2 separate regions of the Homo sapiens genome follow, and region 1 is linked to region 2. The links are chromatin loops, found by intact Hi-C in ENCODE. Cell type or tissue: K562. All regions are shown on one strand. Links, peaks and the distances in the headings refer to the core of each region. The heading gives the core; the rest is flanking DNA. Region 1 has its middle 42 kb from the start of LINC02532. Region 2 overlaps LOC105377928 (a long non-coding RNA gene).

Evidence for each region. A loop is a pair of places that touch in the nucleus more often than their neighbours do. Peaks named below come from ENCODE experiments on the same cell type or tissue, not always from the same donor. Only the 100,000 strongest peaks of a DNase experiment are listed, where the experiment ranks them.
Region 1: a loop joins it to region 2, with 2.2 times the contacts of the local background. A loop is called at or near these places in 2 of 110 quality-filtered maps.

The regions. Positions count from the first base shown.
Region 1 is chr6:106,827,936-106,830,855 of GRCh38, forward strand. No RefSeq gene overlaps it. Among named protein-coding and RNA genes, the nearest start is that of LINC02532, 42 kb to the left of the region's middle. In K562, for the core only: no CTCF peak of the experiment used is centred there; a DNase peak (open chromatin) is centred at 1,676; H3K4me3 peaks cover 188 bases.
Region 2 is chr6:106,882,829-106,885,748 of GRCh38, forward strand. LOC105377928 (a long non-coding RNA gene) reads left to right here. Exons shown (of 3, transcript XR_942842.3): 2 at 1-383; 3 at 1,052-1,130. Among named protein-coding and RNA genes, the nearest start is that of CD24, 90 kb to the right of the region's middle. In K562, for the core only: a CTCF peak has its summit at 1,266; a DNase peak (open chromatin) is centred at 1,263.

The DNA of each region.
Region 1 (2,920 bases), core at 264-2,763, 55 kb before region 2:
TGTGAGCCACAGTGTCCGGCCACCTTGCTTTTTTTTTTTTTTTTTAACAAATTAATTAATACATTATTTTGAATAGGTAATGCATATTATACGTCACTAAATTTAAAAGGAACAAATAAGTACACAATGAAAAGCAGATCTTCTACCCTGTTCTGTAGCCCTCTCTCCTGAGACAGGCACAGTCACCCTCTTCCTGTGATTTCCCTCCAACGTGGTTGCTATCATCTGAATGCATGTATGCCCCCAAAATTCATATGTTGAAATTCTAACCAAAGCCCTAAGTAATGATAGTGTTGGGAAATGGGCCCTTTGAGAAATGATTAGGTCATGAGGGTGGACCTCTCATGATTGAGATTAGTGCCCTTATAAAAGGGACCCAAAAGTGCTAGCTAGCCACTTCGACCATATGAGGACCCAGTGTCAAGGTGGCATCTATGAAGCAGGAAACAGGCCATCACCCGACATCAGATCTGTTGGCCCCTTGATCTTGGACTTCGTGACCTCCAGAATTCTGAGAAATAAATTTCTGTTGTTTATAAGCCACTTAGTTTCTGGTATTTTGTTATAGCCTCCCAAGTGGACCAAGAGAGTGGTCAAAGAACATGCAGACATATACATGTCTCCGTGTTTGCCACACAAATAGCATTGCATCGTATACCTGCCATCATCTGCCTCCAGCACCATATCTTGGCAGCTGCTCCCCATTACTGCGAATTCATTCCACAGTCCAATTAACCAGACCCCCATTGAAGGACACTGGGGTTGTCCCTCCATCTCTTGCTACTTACAAACATGCTTCCATGACTATCCCTGTGCAGATGTCCTGTCACAAAGTATATGTCTACATCCTGCAGTATTTCCTTATGAGGGGAGGAGGAGTGCATAATTTATTTAGCCAACTCAATATTGAAAATCATTTAGGTGATTTCCAATTTCTATGAAACAAACATTGCTGCATGAACATCCTTGTACATAAATCTCTTAGAATAATTCCATAAAAAGAAAGCGTTAGGTCAACATGTATTTGAAATTTAAATTTTTGTCAATATTGCCGATTTTCCTTCCAAAGAGCTTGCACTAACTTATACCTCTCCCAACTGTGTTTAAGAGTGCCTCTTCCCCTGCGGCCTTGCCTAAAGTGCTTATTATAAAAACTGTGATCTTTGACAATCTAATACGTGAAAAATATTATCCTGCTGGTAAGTTTTAATTAGCATTTATTTAATTATTCATGTGACTGGCCATTTTCTCCTTATGCTTATAAATCATCTCTCTGTCTCTAGTTGTTCTTTGCCCTGTTCTTTTTCCTGTTGCGTTGTAGGTCCTTTTCTTATTGAATTGCAAAACTTTTAAAAATATATTCAGTAAATTAGCTCTGTCTCCTATACATATGAGTTTATGTGTGTGTACATGTGAGAGGGTGGAGAAATAAAAATAAAATCCTAAGCCCCTCAACCAACTGAATGGATCCCTCTTGGCCATTGGGACACCAGAGAAACCTTGAAAACCGAGTTCCCAGCCATGATGGGGTGGGAGATCAGAACAACTCATTCTACTCTCTCCCTCGCCAACCACCATTAGGCTTCTTCCCTAAGTGTTAAACAGAAACCAGCCCTTTTGAAAGACTGGCTCCGCAACTGATATCAATCAACTGCCTGATGCTGCCTCTCCCTTTTTGCGGTCTCAACACAACTGACCAGCATTCTCTCCTGATAAGATACCACTGACCAAGGAGTGATTCTGGCCAGTCTACAGGGGCTGCACACAAAGGGCCTTCATGTCCTCTACTTCACCTGTTGAAGTCAGAGGGCCAGAAACCCCACCCTCAGATCCATGAGGAGGCACGAAGCTCAGTTGCACATGTGCATGTTTCTCCTTTAATAAATATTTATGACTCCTCTGATAGCTTATTAATTATGTATATCCAGCCACCTCACTCAGCATAAATTCCTATTCCTGTTACCCCTCCCATGAAGTGCCTGTTACTGGCTTCTGACCGGAGGCTACGCTTCCCAGCCTGTCAGAATGGCCACACTGCAAGCTGCAAACCTTTAGGAGAAATGAAGCTCTCCTTTCCAAATTTATGAACCTTATCATTCTTTAGTTGATAATGTGTATAAAATATATTCCTTAGATTTTTATTTGTATTTTGTGCCAGGCATGGTGGCTCACACCTGTAATCCCAGCATTGTGGGAGGCCAAGGTGGGTGGTTCACCTGAGGTCAGGAGATGGAGACCAGCTTGGCCAACATGGTGAAACCCTGTCTCTACTAAATATACAAAAATTAGCCCAGCATGGTGGCACACACCTGTAGTCCCAGCTACTAGGGAGGCTGAGGCAGGAGGATCGCTTGAACCTGAGAGGTGGAGGTTACAGTGAGCCAAGATCACGCCACTGCACTGCAGCCTGGGCAACAGAGTAAGACTCTGTCTCAAAAAAAAAAAATTATTTGTATTTTGAATATCTCTGTGGTAATTCTTTGCTATGCAGAAATCTAAATATTTTACGTAGTTAAACTTATTGGTCTTTTCTTTTGCTGCTTCTAATTTTGTCATAGATGGACTAAGAAAGTCAGGATCCACTGAGATAATCAAATTATATGGAATTATTTCATGTTTATTTCTAGTATTTTAAAAAATCATTTAACTATCTTACCCTTGTTAAATAAAAACCGTAAGAGGTATCAACCTCACAAAAGACACTAGAGAAAATTATCTTTAAATATGTGGGGTTTTCTCAGGAGTAGAAATAAGGGTTATAATCCATAACACATGAAATGGCAAGCCACCAGTGCATTTGATGAGGGAAGAGTAAAGGGAGCTTTAATTAGCAAAAAGAGATTTACATATGCTGATTAGAAACAGAATTGATTGGTTCCAAAGATTCAAAGCCACAGTTGTTGCAGTCACTGGGAGAGTG
Region 2 (2,920 bases), core at 95-2,594:
CAACCTCTGCAAAGCCTAGAATGAAACACACAGGGGCAAAGGGGAAGACTTCCCTGAAAATCACTGACAAAAATCAGATTAATCAGAGAAAAGGCATAGAATTTATTTATCATGGTTTTATGTGACATGGGAGCCTTCAGAATGAAAACCCAGAGACACAGGGGAAACTGTTTGCTTTTATGCTTAGGTTCCACAAAGCATGGACAGATGTGTAGAAATATGATTGGGCAAAAAGGATATGAGCTAATGGTAATAGACTCAGTGGGGAAACCCAGCAAAACCTCTTTTCAGGTTCTTCTTGGCCTCTGTCCAGGATTTCTGCCTTCTGGGTATGGGCAGGACCCTCTCTGGAATAGAGTTTTTATAACCTACAGTCAAACAAGGTAAGTCAGATCATTTCTTTCTCTTTCTTTTTTTTTTTTTTTTTTTTTTTTTTGAGACAGGATCTTGCTGTGTTGCCCAGGCTGGAGTGCAATGGCACAAGCACGTAGCTCACGGCAACCTCGAATGCCTGGGCTCAGACAATCATCCTGCCTCAGTCTCCTGCTAATTTTTATTTGGTTTTTTTTAAGAACAGAATGTCACTATGTTACCCAGGCTGGACTTGAACTCCTGACTTCAAGCCATTCTCCCGCCTTGGCCTCCCGAAGTGCTGGGATTATAGGCGTGAGCCACTGCATCTGGCCGAAATAATTTCTTTATGGCCAGTTTTTATACAAAAAGGTGGGAGGCGGAATTAGAGTAATATTTTTTGGTCTTATGGCTGGTTTTGGGGGAAAAGGAGTTCTGGTTTCTATGACCCCCCTTGGGGAAGAGGAATTCTACTTTCCATGGCTGGCCTTAGGGGAAAGTGAGGAGCCAGAAACAGGAGGTCAGGAAAAGGTCAGAGAAAAACTTTTACTTCTGAGGCCTTTAAGATATCATTTTCTGAGTCCCAACAAACATCATGTAAGAATATGGAAACTGTAAGCAGATTTTAAACTCTCAGAGAGAGCTCCAAGCACAAGGGTGGGTGTAGTACTGCTCAGTTGCCCATTTTCTTCATTCACAGGGCCTGAGAAACCTGTGGCTGAGAAGCTGCTGGCCCAGCTGGTCCTCATCAGCCCATAAATACTGCATGCAAAAAGGATTAATAAATCAAATCTAAGAGAATTAAGAAGGGATATGACTACATCTTACAATTTAGCTCATTATTTTCCAAATTGGCTCATCTCTGGACTGTATTAAAGAAATCGGTGGTGTTATCTGACACATCCCAGACTACCAGAAGAGGCAGCGTTGCAGCATTAACAACAATCACGTGTGCACATAAGCAGGGAAGGCTCAAAAAGACCAAGAAAGTACTCAAGGTAATGGAGACCCAAGATGTGGTGATTCCAAAAGAGAAGCCTGCAATCTTGTTGTAAACTGTACAGTCTCACGTTTGCCCTGGTTACCCTGTGGAAACAGGACAGACCCATTGGGTAGGTTTTACCCATTTGTTGACTTTTCACTATTGCCAAATATAGGTCTCAGGAATTGCATTTTGTTGCTGGCTTAGTCTCATGCCTTTTTGAACCGCTCTCTATTAGGCACAGTAAAATAGAAGGAAATAGCCCCTCTTACATTGTAATGAGTGGCCCCTATAAAATCAGCAATAATCAGTTTGTGGGGCAAAGCCATGAGGATTCATCTAGAGGGCAAATTGCTGCCTCCTATCCCCTACCCACGTCATTCAAAATAAAAATAGAATAAAACCATAAATAAATGTAGAAGAGTTCAAAAAATCTGATATTTCCTACGACGACTACATCAACACTTTTGTATTTGTATATAAAATAATATATCCCTTCCAAAATCTCTCTCTCTTTCTCTGTCTCCTTTTTTCTCTTTCTCTCTCTTCTTTCTCTTTCTCTCTCTGTCTCTTTCTCTTTCTCTCTCTCTTTCTCTCTCTCTCTTTCTCTCTGTCTCTTTTTCTCTCTCTTTCTCTCTGTCTCTGCCTCAGCTGCTGGCGACCTCGACATGGGCCTGTAGCTGACTTCAAGGATCCCAGATGGAAGGTCCCAGCTACATCCTGGGGTCCATTCCATTATTACCCAAAACCGTAGAACGACCCAGTGCAGTCAGGTTATTATAGAGTCCTGAAGAAGACCCCTTATTGACAGATGTCAACAATTCTTAACTGTTTTCATCATCTGCCCCCACGATTTCTGTCATAAGCTAAATAAATGTACTTTGGTGGCATGATGTTTAGTATGATGGTTGCTAAAGGAGGAAGGGTTTCTGAAACTCCTGCGGAGTTTTCTTTCCCTGTTACTAGATACTTCTTCCAGGTAGCTGATAAATCTGTTAAAACAGAACATTTGTTTCTATGAACAATAAATACTACTGAATTGTCACATGTTCTGGCTTCTTTGCCATTTAACCAATAAAATGTGAAATTGCTGAAAGATAAATTTTTAGAAACTTTCAGGATTGGAAAATACTAATTTTCTTTTTTCTTTTTTTTTTTTTTTTGAAACAGAGTCTCACTCTGTCGCCCAGGCTAGAATACAGTGGCACAATCTCAGCTCACTGCAACCGCTGCCTTCCAGGTTCAAGTGATTCTCCTGCCTCAGCCTACTGAATAGCTGGGATTACAGGCACCCACCACCATGCCCGGCTAATTTGTGTTTTTAGTAGAGACACAGTTTCACCATGTTGGTCCGGCTGGTCTCGAACTCCTGACCTCAGGTGATATGCCCGCCTCAGCCTCCCAAAGTGCTGGGATTACAGGCGGGAAATACTAATTTTCTACCGGGCTTAAGATTGTAATTTTTTTTTCTGTGAAAATTTAACCTTTAAATTGCCTTTCAAGCTAATCTGACTTTGCTTTGTTTTCTCCTTCCTTCTGTTAACCTGTTTACAATTCTCCCAGTATGTACTGACAATTTTCTGTCAT